Regions from separate parts of the Homo sapiens genome. Here region 1 is linked to region 2. Evidence: chromatin contacts called from ENCODE Hi-C or POLR2A ChIA-PET data. All regions are on one chromosome and are shown on one strand. The core of a region is the stretch at or near the end of the contact, and the rest is flanking DNA. Distances in the headings are between cores, read along the strand shown.

Region 1 (7,400 bases), core at 3,899-6,398, 44 kb after region 2:
GGCCAATTAGAGATATATTGGGCCCATTGCTACCCTTTGGGCTTTACATTATGAAGCCCAATTACACCATGCCTTGAAACATTCATTAGTTTCCACTCACAAACACAAAAGATTGACCTTTGGTCTGGCTCAGTGGTTCCAGTGTTCAAATGTCTTGCATTTATTTTTCTGTTTTTATTTATTTTTTTTTAGGGTTGATTTTCATGTCCAAAATGAGAAGAGAATTATGACTGGAAGTCTTTGTCCACCATATGATACGAGCAGGGACAAAGGTTTCTGTGTTTGCTCAAGGCTCTATGCCGAACAGGATGCACTTTCGACATCATGATTTTTGCAAAGTATTATTCCTTCAGTAGCAGTGAGATGAAACACAGCATGTCAACCTCCATATGATTGGGGTCTTGGCACTGGAGTTATCTTGGCACTAGGAGCTATTTCCTGGTACAGGAACCTAGAGGAACTGCTTTCCTGTTATGTTTCAACTGTCCAACTCGATTATCCTCTCTCCAAGGGGATTCAGAATAGGGGGCTAATTCCATTGTGGGGAAACTTCACCCAGGCTTTTAGGACCATTAGGCAAGATTTCCCATGGCAGAAAGACTGTCGGCAAAGCAGGAGCAGAACATGCATTGGAAGAGTCCAAAATGGGGTCATATCACAGTGCTATGGGGGACCCTGGCATTTGGTTGGGTAACCTCAAGGGCATTTGGTTTAGGATCAAGCCAGAGTTTATTTGACAGCTCTGAAATAACCCTAAGTTCAATATCTGAAGTGGTCTTATGGAGGAGCCATTTGATAGTTCATTTCCACCCTTGATTACCCACCCCTTTTTTTTTTAGCTGAGGTCTTGCTCTGTCACCCAGGCTGGAGTGCAGTGGCATGATGTGTCGAAGTATATTCAAGGGAATTGAAGAGAAGGAAGTAAGAGAAGCAGGAAGTATCTGGGGAAGTAATTCCTTGAATGCTGAGTGATGACTGTGCAGGACCCAGTCTCTTTGGTTGGGTTCAAGGTAAAAGTGTTATATGACAGTGTTAGTCTGATGAGGACACATAGGTGTAATTAGGGCCAATTAGAGATATATTGGACCCATTGCTACTCTTTGGGCTTTACATTATGAAGTGTACCAGTGGTAGCTCACTGCAGCCTCGAACTCCTGGGCTCAAGCAATCCTCCCACCTCAGCCTCCCAAATAGCTGGGACTACAGGTGCAGGCCACCACAGCCCACTAATTTTTAATATTTTTTACGTGAAAATAAAGTGTCACTGTGTTTCCCAGGCTGGTCTTGAACCCTGGGCTCAAGCTATCCTCCTACTTTACCTCCCCAAGTGTTGGGATTACAGGTGTGAGCCACTGGCCCTGATTATTATTTTTTATTTATTTATTTATTTATTTATTTATTTTTGAGACAGGGTCTCACTCTGTAGCCCAAGCTGGAGTGCAGTGGCATGATCTCAGCTCACCACAACCTCCACCTCCCAGGTTCAAGCGATTATCCTGCCCCAGCCTCCTGAGTAGCTGGGAGTACAGGCACCCACCACCACGCCTGGCTAATTATTTTTTGTATTTTTGGTAGAGACGGGGTTCCGCCATGTTGCCCAGGCTGGTCTCGAGCTCCTGAGCTCAGGATGACCTGCCTGCCTCAGCCTCCCAAAGTGCTAGGATTACAGGTGTGAGCCACCGCACCTGGCCTAATTATATTTTAAAGTGCATTTCCCCCCAAGTTCCAGTTGCTTATAGGATTTAGCTCTGAAGTCAAGGTATTTGAGATTTTTTAATCCATGTGCTGGGAAAGAGAAATAATTCTAGAAATTTAGTTCTGCTAACATTGTCACAAGATAAGATTGTAGTTTTTGCAAAATAAAATGGTGTTTGGTGAGTTTTATTTTGCTTTTGATGGAATGGGTTGCTTCTTGATATTAAAGTTGGAGAAATGGGTGAGATTTTGATATAAGAGATACTGGATTTGTGTTATCAGTATCTGTTCTAATATCTCTTTATTTGACTACTGGGCACATTCTTGAGTTGGAAAAACAAAGTTGCTAAGGGTTGGAATTGTCTCAATTTTGTTTTTACTTTTATATGTTGACACTATTTGATTAAAGCCATTGCACATTCAGTTTATTTTCTTAAAGTTTGTTATAGAGGCAACTAAAGTTCTGCAGACTTGTAAATAAATTATATCTAACTGTACATAACCTGGGTTACATTCTTGAGCGAATCATATCAACATTGGCAGAACGTTTAAATAAACATGCTAGGAAAGGTTAAATAGAGGTTAAACAGTTTATTCTTCCCTTCATACCAAGTTCCTTAGGCATTTGGATTCACCCTTAAAATTTTCTATTTTACTCAGCAAAAATTTTAAGAACAAAGAATTTTATGATCATTCTTAATAAAAACTGTTAATAGAACTTGCTATAAAAGCATCTTAATCTTTTGTTAACTACTCATTTAATCTAAACATGTCATTGCCTCTTGAGTGTCATAATATGAAAACGAAAAGTTTTTATAATCTAAACAGTTCATTGCCTCTAAAGTGTCACAATATGAAAAAAGTTTTTTTCTAAAAAAAAAGTGTTGCCCATAAAGTGTCATAAAAACTATTTGTGGCTGGACACAGGGCTCACACCTGTAATCCCAGTGCTTTGGGAGTGGGAGGATCACTTGAGACCAGGAGTTCCAGACCAGTTTGGGCAACATTGCAAGACCCTGTCTGTACAAAAAATAAAAAATTTAGCTGGGTGTCATGGCTTGTGCCTGAATTCCTAACTACTTGGGAGGCTGAGGGAGGGGGATCACTTGAGCCCAGGAGTTCGAGGCTACAGTGAGCTATGATCATGCCACTAGACTCCAGCCTAGGCAACAGAGTGAGACTCTGCTGCAAAACAAAACCCTGTTTGCTAGAGGGTTGTTTCTCTATATAATATCCATAGCTGGGCATGGTGGCTCATGCCTGTAATCCCAACACTTTGGAAGGCTGAGGCAGGAGAGTAGCTTGAAGCCACACATTTGAGACCAGCCTGGTCAACATCTTGAAACCCCGTCTCTACAAAAACTTAAAAAGAAATTAGCCGGGTACTGTGGCGTGCACCTGTAGTCCCAGCTACTCAGAAGGTTGAGGCAGGATCGCCTGAGCCTAGGAGCTTGAGGCTGTAGTGAGTTATGATTGCTCTACTGTACTCCAGCACCCCAGCCTGGGTGATAGAACAAGAAAGACCCTACCTCAAAAAAAAAAAAAAAGTAAGAAAGAAAGAAAAGAAAATATCAGTAGACATTTCAACTTTTAACAGAACTTATGAGTGGAGTGGGACTTGGAAGAAAAGGGTTATAGAATAAATGAGAACATTAGATTTCCTCTGTGTTCCCAGTGAAGCCCAGCACCGCTAACTTCTTTCTATAATAGACCTTATCCCTTTTTGCACAGGGGTTGGCGGGCTGACTCATGACCCAAGTTGGGCTGATCACTGTTCCTTATCCTCTTAACTTCAGTGATTGGTCCTGAATAGACATGTGACCCAAGCTGGACTAATTTTAGAACTTTCATGGAATTTTGCAGACAGGGGATAGAAATAAATAATTCTTTTTCTTCTTTGATCAGGGAGTTATCAAAGGATCAGGGAGTGATTTGGGATGTGAGTCAATCACCACAGGCCACCACATTCCTCTTTGCATCGTGTATTAGTCTGTTCTTGCACTACTGTAAAATACTTGAGACTGGTTAATTTATAAAGAAAAGACATTTAATTGGCTCACAGTTCCATAGGCTCTACAGGAAGCATGGTTGGGGAGGCCTCAGGAAACTTACAATCATGGGGGAAGGTAAAGGGGAAGCAGACATGTCTTACACGGTTGGAGCAGAAGGAAGAGAGAGAAGGGGGGAGGTGCTACATACTTTTAAACAACAAGATCTTGTGAGAACTCACTCACTATCACAAGAACAGCAAGGGGGAAGTCTGCTCCCATGATCCAATCACTCCCACCAAACCCCTCCTCCAACATTGGAGATTCCAATTCAACATAAGATTTCGGCAGTGTCACAAATTCAAACCATATCACGTGAAGATTTTCATACTCTGCTCTGAAAATCTCTACCACATGGAGTCCCCAACTGGGCTTGCTTTGAACGAAAGTAGGAGAGCCAGTGGCATAGAGAATAGCTGCAGTATGTTGGATTGAGATCAGATAATAATCACCTAAAGAAATGCCACACTATTTTTGTTTCCTAGGCAACATAGGCAAAAGAAAATACATTATCTGTATTTGAGCCATTTGCATGATAATAAAAATGTTAAGATATTGGCTCTAGTATTAATTCTCAATGTGATATGGCTCTAGTATTAAATTCATGGAGATGTCCTTTTGGAGTATGAGAGAATGAGGGCAAAGGCAAATAAAAGCAAAGAGAAACAGAGATGGTTACAGTCATTGGAGAATTGCGGAAAATGGAACAGACTAGAATTACTGAAGTCCAAATCATTGCTTGGCAGTAGTGTTGAGTATGCCAATAATTTGTTGTATTGGTCATTGAAAATGTTTATCCATTACATTATTCAGTGTATCCTTTTATGGGAATATATTCCCCCCTTCTTCCTGTTTCCTTGTGGAGAGAGATCCTCACTGTCCCACTCCTGGCTTCTCTTGCTACTTCTTACTTCTCCTGTGGCAAAAGGAGTTCCTGGGTTAATCGGTTAAGTGTGGAAGAAGGAAGAGTGCGTCCTCAGCTGACCTCCTCCCTCTTTCCTCTCTTAGGGGATCTGCCTGCCTCCAAAGAGCCTGTGTTCTGGTCTGGTTTAATGATATGCATGCTGAAGTACTTAGAGGGGGAAAAATAAGATGGATTAATGGATAGATGCATGCATAATTATAGAATAAAGCAAGAATAGCAGAATAGTAATGTAGAATTTACGTAGTGGGAAAATGGGTATTAATTGTAGAACTTTAAAAATTCACTTTATGTTTGAAAATTTTTATACTAAAAAGGTGGGAAGAAGCAGAATGCTTTATGACAGTCTAGCTTGACACAGGCATTTGATATACGCTTGGAAGCTGACAGAGATTGTATTCCTTAAAAAGAGCCTGGTGTCAGGTATTGAGTTTTGCAGATCCTATTGGTATTACATCCAGTTGGGTAAGTCTAGCTGTACAGCCTCAAAAAGTGACCAAACAGGTCAAACCAGTGATTGTCTAGGAGCAGCAATTCTTCTTCACTTGTGAAAGCTGTTGCTTTATTCACTGGCAGGAATTTTGAAGTGCTATTCTGTTTACCAGAAGGCAAAGTAATGGAAACTGGATATTTGGGTGGTCGAGGGGAGATGGAGGTAGGTGGGGTGGGGAAAAACATGCTGTAACTTAATTGAAATAATGCTTATAAAATGCTTAGCATGTTGGCTAAGTTTTCAATAAATGTTAGCTATGATTATAATTGGCTTCTTACCTAAAAATTAAAGCACATGCGGGTGTAATATTGTAGTAGCTCGAATTGTATCCTCCAAGAAGATATGTTCAAGTCCTAACCCCTAGTACCTGTGAATGTGACCTTATTTAGAAATCAGTTCTTTGCAGATGTGAGTTAAAGATCTCAATATGAGAGTATCCTGAATTTTGGATGGGTCCTAAATCCAGTGACTGGTTGGTGTCCTTATAAGAGAAAGAAGAGAGAGATACACAGGGTTGGTGGCCACAGCATGAAGATGGAGGCACAGGTTGGAGAGATGCTGTCATGCAAGGAAGGCTGGGAGCTGCTAGAAGCTGAAAGAGGTTAGGGCTCTCCCCTAGACTGTCAGAGGAGTGTGGCCCTCCTGACACCTTGATTTTGGACTTCTGGTCTCGGAAGTGTGAGAGAATAAGTCTTTGTTGTTTTAAGCCCCCAAGTTTGTGGTAATTTGTTATAGCAGCCTAAGGAAACATACAAATGTCAAACAAAGAAAAAGGATGTTTAAAGGGAATATGTGGGTTTTTTTTTTTTTAAATAATGGAATAGTATGGATCAGATCCGGCGTGTCTAGTGGGGACATATTAGAATCACTTGGAGGAGGTTTCAAGGCTCCATCCCTCTTTTCCAGGGGTGGGGAGTAGGGGCACCAGAAATGGAGCATGTTCTGCTCTGAAAATCTCTACCACACAGAGTCCCCAACTGGGCTGGCTCTGAATGAAAGTAGGAGAACCAGTGGCATAGAGAATAACTGTAGTATATTGGACAGAGATCAGATAATAATCACCTAAAGAAATGCCACTCTATTTTTGTTTCCTAGGCAACATAGGCAAAGGAAAATACATTATCTGTATTTGAATCATTTGCATGAGAATAAAAATGTTAAGATATTGGCTCAAGTATTAGTTCTCAAGGTCTCCTGATACCTTCTGAGAGAAATGGCTGAGTCTTTTTTTTTTTTTGAAACAGAGTCTCACTCTGTTGCCCAGGCTGGAGTGCAGTGGCACAATCTCAGCTCACTGCAACCTCTGCCTCCCCAGTTCAAGCGATTCTCCTGCCTCAGCCTCCCGAGTAGCTGGGATCACAGGTGCCTGCCACCTCACCCGACTAATTTTTGTTCTTTTTTTTTTTTTTTTTTTTTTTTTTAGTAGAAATGGGGTTTCACTGGCTGGGTGCAGTGGCTCATGGTGGTAATCCCAGCACTTTGGAAGGCCGAGGTGGGCGGATCATGAGGTCAAGAGCTCAAGACCATCCTGGCCACCATGGTGAAACCCTGTCTCTACTAAAAAAATACAAAAATTAGCTGGGCATGGAGGTGCAGCATGTAAACCACATGGTGGTGGCATGTAATCCCAGCTACTGGGGAGGCTGAGGCAGGAGAATTGCTTGAACCCGGGAGGTAGAAGTTGCAGTGAGCCAAGATCATGCCACTGCACTCCAGCCTGACGACAGAGCAAGACTCTGTCTGAAAAAAAAAGAAAAAAAAAAAAAGAAAAATAGAAATGGGTTTCACCATGTTGGCCAGGCTGGTGTCGAACTCCTGACCTCAGGTGATCTTCCCACCTCAGCCTCCCAGAGTGCTGGGATTACAGGTGTGAGCCACCATGCCCAGTCAGTCATTTTTATAGTTATTTCCTGGAATGTTGGGGAAAATGCCTATGTGATATGGGCAGGACAAATGCCAATCTTGGAGCTTAGGATCTGAGTCTGAGGTGTCTCTCTGTTTCCCACCCTCATCATTCATCCATGGTCATAGTACGGCTCAGCCATCCTCAACTATTTTATTTTTTAAATAAAAGGAAGAAAATAGTAACACAAGCAATTCCTGTCCATTGTAAGATAATTAGAAAATACAAAGCAGCCAGGTGTGGTAGCTCCTGCCTGGAATCCCAGTGCTTTGAGAGGCTAAGGTGGGAGAATTGCTTGAGGCCAGGAGTTAGAGACCAGCCTGGGCAACAGAGTGAGAC
Region 2 (7,094 bases), core at 2,341-4,840:
ATGCTTTTCATCATGAGGCACTGTGCTGGTGAAACCTAAACAGGAAAAGTAATGTGTAACCTTAACTATTTATTGAAATCTGATCCGCATGTTTTACTCATTGCTGCAGAAGGTCACATAAATCTAATCTGTATGAAAACAATGAAAAAATGTTCTTCAGCATGCATGGGACTGAAATACTTCACATTTTGTGTGCAGGAAAGAATCCCAGGCCCTCAGGTATGACCCATTGCCTACTTCCCTCTGGGACTATTTTTTTCTGTGTTCTCCCACCCCCCACCGCCCTTTGCAGGCATCAGCCACCAGAAATGCCACCAACAGAGTCAGTTCACTCTGGAAGGCTCTCTTTTTTGTTCCTTTTGGAAACACGAAAGCCACATTTGAGAGCTTTATGATAATTATTATTTTAAAATTTAAAGCCCATAAAATCATCTTTGAAATAAAGAACAACAGTTGGCTCAGAGACCAGGCTTAGTTTTTCTACTTCATGTGCCTATATTTGCTTCCGTGGGATGCTATGGACCCATGCCCCTTTTTGTAAAGACATGTGGTGCCAGTATAGAGGCCATAAGTTTACTATTATTTGTGCAATTGACTTATTTCATGAATTTGCCCCCAGACTGTCTTCTGATATTGTTTACCCAATCACAAAAGGGGCCTTCAAATATTTATAGCATTTCCTTCTTTTTTGCCTTACAATATACTCTGGATTTCTCAAACTTTTGAAATCAGCATGCATTGTACATTAATTTTCTTCCTAATCTTTCCCTCTGATTATATATCTCCCCCATTTTCTTAATCGCTTTGACACAGGATTCTTTTGGTGCCACTTTGCCAGACAAAAATCTCCACCGTCAGCAGTTCCTCTGCTGGGGCTTCACATGGGCCTGCTGGGCTCACCTCACCCACTCTGCTCAGCAGGCTGCGCTCTGCTCATGCTACTGGCCCAGATCGCACGCCTGCTGTGGCTCTGTGCCCAGCCTGTGGCTGGTTAAGGCGTGCGGTGACCAGCTTCTGCCTTGGGTGCCGGCGTCTGGACAAGGGAGATGTGGTGGTACCCAAAAACTCGGAGATGCCAGCAACTGCAGAGCCCCCAAGGGGTGTTACAGCTTTTGGTTGGGGAGTCCCAAGGTCTGAGCCCCCAGGAAGTGTCACAGCTTGTTCGGTCCTGCTGCCCGCAGCTCAGTGAATGGGGGTGTGTGGTGTCAAGTGGTTTTTTCACTCCGGTAGCTCTGCGAGCAGGAATGTATGTTACAGCTCTTTTCGCACCCTCCATTCAGCAGGTTCCAGGTTCTTGTCCCGTGACCAAGAGGAATGAGGTATGCAGACATCAGAGAGTGAGCAAGGCAGATAAAATTTTATTGAGCGAAAGAAAAGCTCTTGACAATGAGAGGGACCCTGAAACGAGCAGCCCTCTGTGTGAGACGGGGCTGAAAGTGGGTAGTGGTCTGTGGGGCTGAGTCCGGGGTTTTCTGTGGGCTCAGAATAGGAGAGTGTGTGCTAATTGGTCCATGATTTGGCCTGGAAAAAGCACCATTCGATTGGCTAAAAGGCATGAAGGAAGTTCTCACTGTGGTCGTGGACTCCACCCAGAACTGGCAGTTTGGTTTTCCAGCTTCATGCTGTCTTTGACTTGAAGGTCGGGTTTCACCGGGGTCCTGTCCCTGTCTGCCTAGGAATTTGTTTCCTGCTGCTATCAGCTTTATTACGGTATAATCTACATACCATAAAAATTTAACTGTTGTAAGTATATAATTTATTATTTTTATGAATAGAGTTGTTAAACCATTACTGCAAATCCGGTTTTAGAACATTTCCATCATCCCTAAAAGTTCTCTCATGTCTGTTTACAGTTAATCCCTGATCCCACTGCCAGCCCCAGACAACCACTGATCTGCTTTCTATCTCTGTAAATATGCCTTTTCTGGACATTTCATATAAATGGAATTATACAAATAGAATCTTTTGTATTTGGCTTCTTTCACTTAGCACAAGTTCATTTGTGCTGTAGCATGTGTCTTAGTTCTTTCTTTTTTGCTGCTGAATAGTATTCCGTTGCATAAAAATACCATATCCTATTTACCCATTCATCAGTTCATGGACATCTGGGTTGTTTCCAGTTTTGAGCTATCGTGAATAATACTGCTCTGAACATTCATATGCATGTATTTATGTGGATCAGTTTTAATTTCACTAGGGTAAATTCCTAAGGGCGAGTTACTGACATTCTAGTTTCTGTCTCACTGACTCCTTATATAAGAACTTAGGATGCATAGAGCAAAGTCTGGTGTTCTGATGGTGTCCACCTAGGCAGGTGGCCTATGTAGAGGATGGCCCTCCTCCTCCACCACTACCTGGTAGTGTCAGTGGAGAAGGGAGCGGAAAAGATGGCTATCAGTGGTTACTGGCTGAGCTGCCATACGTGGCAGTGGCCCTACTCAGGCATGAGAGTCCCTAAAGCTGAATTCCCTGATGGCCCCTATGGATTCTCAAGGAACATATTTCAAGACTTGGTTTTTAGGCCAGGTGCAATGGCTCACACCTGTAATCCCAGCACTTTGGGAGGCCAAGGTGGGTGGATCACCTGAGGTTGGGATATCGAGACCAGTCTGGCCAACATGGTGAAACCCCACCTCTAATAAAAATACAAAAATTAGCTGGGTGTGGTGGTGCACACCTGTAACCCCAGCAACTTGGGAAGCTAAGGCATGAGAATCACTTGAATCCAGAGGTGGAGGTTGGAGTGAGCCGAGATCACACCACTGCACTCCAGCCTGGGTGATAGAGTAAGACTCTGTCTCAAAAAAAAAAAAAAAAAAAAAGACGAGATTTATAAATATATATATTAAAAATTCTATATATTTTATTAAACAATTTTTAAATATATATTTTTTTGAGGCAGGGTCTTGCTCTGTTGCCCAGGCTGAAGTGCAGTGGCACAAATGCTGCTCACCATAGTTTCAATTTCCTAGGCTCAAGCAATCCTCCCACCTCAGCCTAAGTAGCTGGGACCACAGGTGTGCACCACCATGCCTGGCTGATGTTTGCATTTTTTGTAAAGACAGGGTCTTGCTATGTTGTCCTGGCTGGTCTTGAACTCCTGGCTCAAGCAATCCTCCCACCTTGGCCTCCCAAAGTGCTGGGATTACAGGCATGAACCCCGTCTGGTCTATTAATATGTTTAAATGTCTTCTATTACTATTTTAAATTTACTATGGCAGGCAGTATATGTTATTAAGAACTTCTGATTTGGAAGACTTGGACTTGAATCTTGATTCTATCACTAACTATATATATTTCCTTCAGCAAAGAGCTTAACTTCTCAGGATCGTCACCAAAACAGGGGGAAGGGCCATCCTGTGGCTTAAAAAGGAGATAATTTTTTTTTCATAGAAAGGTGAGAAAAATGAAATCTATTGGGCGAAAAGGAACAAAAGGGAAACAGGGACTCTCAGCAAGGCAAGAGTCTTGCTTTCAGTTTCCTGCCTCACAGCTTGAGTCCCAGGTACCACCCAGGAAGAGGAGAGGCCAGGCACCTCCCTGCTGCAGAATGGCAGGAACTTCCCGAGGCTCCACCCTGTTCTCCCAGTACGCAGCCTGGTCAGAGCCTCTCCAGGGACCCTTTTATATTTGGCTGTCTCAGTTTCATCACCTGTAAAGGGTGGATAAAACTATTTGTTCCTTCTAGCTCACGTTGAAATTAGATTACAGATGGAAAAGTATTCTGGAAAATTTCCAAGTGTTTTGGAAGTGGGAATTCTCCTCGTTCTGTGCTTCCGATCTTGGGAAATGCCACCACTCACCTCCCAAGACTTGAAACTTGGACTCTCTTCTCTCATCTCCATACCCCATCTTAATTATTTTCCTCCCAAATATACTTAAAGTGTGTCTCTTCCTCCCATCTCCACTGATACTTCCTCAGGTCAGACTCTTGGCATTTCTTACCTAGATTATTGCAACAACCTTTTTTTCTCATTTTTAAATATTATTAAAAATTTTTAAATTGTAATAAAATATATACAACATAAAATTTGCCATCTTCCCCATTTTAAGTGTACAGTTCGGTGGCATTAAATAAATTCACATCATTGTACAGCCATCACCACTGTTCATCTCCAAAACTCTTATCAGCTTGCAAAACTGAAATTCTGTACCCATTAGACACTAACGCCCAATTCCCTTCCCTCCCCCAGTCCTTGGCAACCACTATTCTACCTTCTGTCTCTATGAATTTGATCACTCTAGGTACATCATACAAGTAGGATCATACAGTATTTATCCTTTTGTGACTGGCTTGTTTAACTTAGCACAATGTTCTAAGGCTTCACCCATGTTGTAGCATGTGTCAGAATTTCCTTTCTTTTTATTTATTTATTTATATATTTATGTTTATTTATTTATTTTTTTGAAATGGAGTCTCGCTCTGTTGCCCAGGCTGGAGTGCAGTGGCGTGATCTCCACTTGCTGCAACCTCCACCTCCCAGGCTCAAGTGATTCTCCTGCCTCAGCCTCTCGAGTAGCTGGGACTATAGGCGCACGCCACCATGCCCGGCTAATTTTTGTGTTTTTAGTAGAGATGGGTTTCACCATATTGGCCAGGCTGGTCTCAAACTCCTGACCTCGTGATTTGCCTGCCTCGGCCTCCCAAAGTGCTGGGATTACAGGTGTGAGCTACCGTGCCCGGCCCAGAATTTCCTTTCTTTTTAAAGTTGAAACAATATTCCATTGCATGCACAGACTATACCACATTTTGTTTATCCATTCATCTGCTGATGGACATTTGGGTTATTACCAACTTTTGATGCTTGTGAATAATGCTGCTATGAATATGGGTATACAAATATTAATACCTCTTTGAGATCCTGTTTTTAAATTCCTTATGCCCATAAGTGGAATTCCTGGATATTTGGAAGTTCTATTTTTAATTAGAAAAATAGTTTTTGAGGAACTGTCATATAGTATGTTTCCCATAGCAACTGCACCATTTTACATTTCCACTGGCAATGCATAAGGATTCCAATTTCTCCACATTCTCACCAACACTTATCTTCTGTTTTTTTTTTTTTGAAAAATGTTAAAGTAATCATCCTAGTGGGTATGGAGGTGCTATCTCATTGTGGTTTTGATTTGCGTTTTCCTAATGATTAGTGATATTGAGCATCTTTATATGTCATACATAAAAAGAATGAAAAGGTAACCTATACAATGAGAGAAAATATTTGCAAATCATATGTCTGATAAAGGGTTAAAATATATAGGGTTAATTCACTCATCTATAAAGGGTTAATTCACTCATATAGATGTCTTTTCTTTTCTTTTCTTTTCTTTTTTTTTTTTTTTTTTTTTGAGACGGAGTCTTGCTCTGTCACCCAGGCTGAAGTGCAGTGGTGCGATCTCGGCTCACTGCAAGCTCCACTTCCTGGGTTCATGCCATTCTCCTTCCTTAGCCTCCTGAGTAGCTAGGACTACAGGTGCCCACCACAACTCCCGGCTAATTTTGTTTTTGTATTTTTAGTAGAGACAGGGTTTCACCATGTTAGCCAGGATGGTCTCGATCTCCTGACCTCATGATCCTCCCACCTCGGCCTCCCAAAGTGCTGGGATTACAGGCATGAGCCACTGTGCCTGGCCTATAGATGTCTTTTCTAAAAAAAGAAAGATAAAGGGTTAATTCACTCATATAGATGTCTTTTCTAAGAAAGAAAGAGAGAGAGAAAGAGAAAGAAAAGAAAGAAAGAAAGAAAGAAAGAAAGAAAGAAAGAAAGAAAGAAAGAAAGAAAGAAAAGAAAAGAAAAGAAAAGAAAAGAGAAAAGAAAAGAGGGAGAGAAGGAGGGAGGAAAGAAAAGAAAAGAAACCAGAATGCCAGAATGGCATAGAGCCATGTGAGGTTGCACTTAATGGACTGCAGAGTAGCAGCACGAGAGTCCCCCATGGGATGCATTAACAAGGCTTTCTGGAGGGCAGGAATCCTGAGTGGTCCCAAACTTGACTGTACATTGTAATCAACTGGAATGCCTTAAGGAGTCCCAATGTGTGGGTTCCACCACAGGGATTCTCATTTATTCAGTTGGGGTACAGCCTGGGCATCTGTATGTTTTAGAAGTTCCCAGATGAGAGATGAAAGTGTTCTGGAACTAGACAGTGGTGATGGCTGTATATTCTGAACGTATTAGAACAGATTATATGTCACTAATGGTAAATGCTATGTTTGTGTATTTTACCACACACACAAAAGTTCCCTGATGATGCTATGGGCAAGACAAAGTTGACAATCAACAAAGCTTTGTTGCCATTTCTCAGATAATAAGAATCAAGTGGAAGTCTTTGTTAAATAAATAGATTGCCAGACCTCAAAGCCAGGAAGTCTCATTCTGTTTATCTGGATGGGGGCAAAGGAATCTGTGCTTTCAAATAGAACACCAGGTAATTCTTCTTTCTTTTTTTGAGATGGAGTCTCTGTTGCCCAGGCTGGAGTACAGTGGCATGATCTCGGTTCACTGCAACCTCTGCCTCCCAGGTTCAAGCGATTCTCCTGCCTCAGCCTCCCGAGTAGCTGAGACTACAGGCCCGTGCCACCACACCCGGCTAATTTTTTTAGTAGAGACGGGGTTTCACGGTGTTAGCCAGGATGGTCTCAAAATTCTGACCTCGTGATCCACCTGCCTCAGCCTCCCAGAGTGCTGGGATTACAAGCATGAGCCACCGTGCCCGGCCAACACCAAGTAATTCTTATACAAGAGAAGTTTGGGAAACCCAGATATACCCAGTGCTTCCCAAGCCTGCTCAATTGTAAGAATCACCAGGGGATCCTGTTAAGCTTCCAAATCTATTGATAGGCCCATCTAGACTTTTTTTTTTTTTTTTTTGAGACAGAGTCTCACTCTATCACCCAGGCTGGAGTGCAGTGGTGCAACCTTGGCTCACTGCAACCTCCACCTTCTGGGTTCAAGCGATTCTCCTGCCTCAGCCTCCCAAAGTGCTAGGATTACAGGTGTGAGCCACTGAGCCTGGCCCATCCAGACCTATTAAACTTGGATCTCCAGAGGAAGGCTGGGACTTGGTGGACTTAATATGCTACCCAGCTAATTCTCCTG

Evidence for each region. Hi-C counts contacts between places; a loop is a spot of excess contacts on that map. ChIA-PET counts read pairs that join two places held with the same protein, here RNA polymerase II (POLR2A). Pooled maps may share reads with other maps.
Region 1: a loop to region 2 is called in a map of dorsolateral prefrontal cortex, with 2.4 times the contacts of the local background. The contact joins two enhancer-like sites. A Hi-C loop is called at or near these places in 5 of 168 maps with a recorded cell type or tissue (dorsolateral prefrontal cortex, gastrocnemius medialis, posterior cingulate gyrus and 1 more) and 3 of 50 pooled maps. POLR2A ChIA-PET finds 5 or more read pairs at or near these places in 4 of 52 experiments (BJ, HCT116, common myeloid progenitor, CD34-positive and 1 more).

Annotation. Positions count from the first base shown.
Region 1 is chr4:41,329,228-41,336,627 of GRCh38, forward strand. No RefSeq gene overlaps it. Among named protein-coding and RNA genes, the nearest start is that of UCHL1, 76 kb to the left of the region's middle. Within about 2 kb of position 5,149, at least 2 of the 41 ENCODE cell types and tissues checked have a DNase peak (open chromatin) inside an H3K27ac peak, as active enhancers do.
Region 2 is chr4:41,287,135-41,294,228 of GRCh38, forward strand. No RefSeq gene overlaps it. Among named protein-coding and RNA genes, the nearest start is that of UCHL1, 34 kb to the left of the region's middle. RefSeq lists an enhancer at 1,022-1,522. Within about 2 kb of position 3,591, at least 2 of the 41 ENCODE cell types and tissues checked have a DNase peak (open chromatin) inside an H3K27ac peak, as active enhancers do.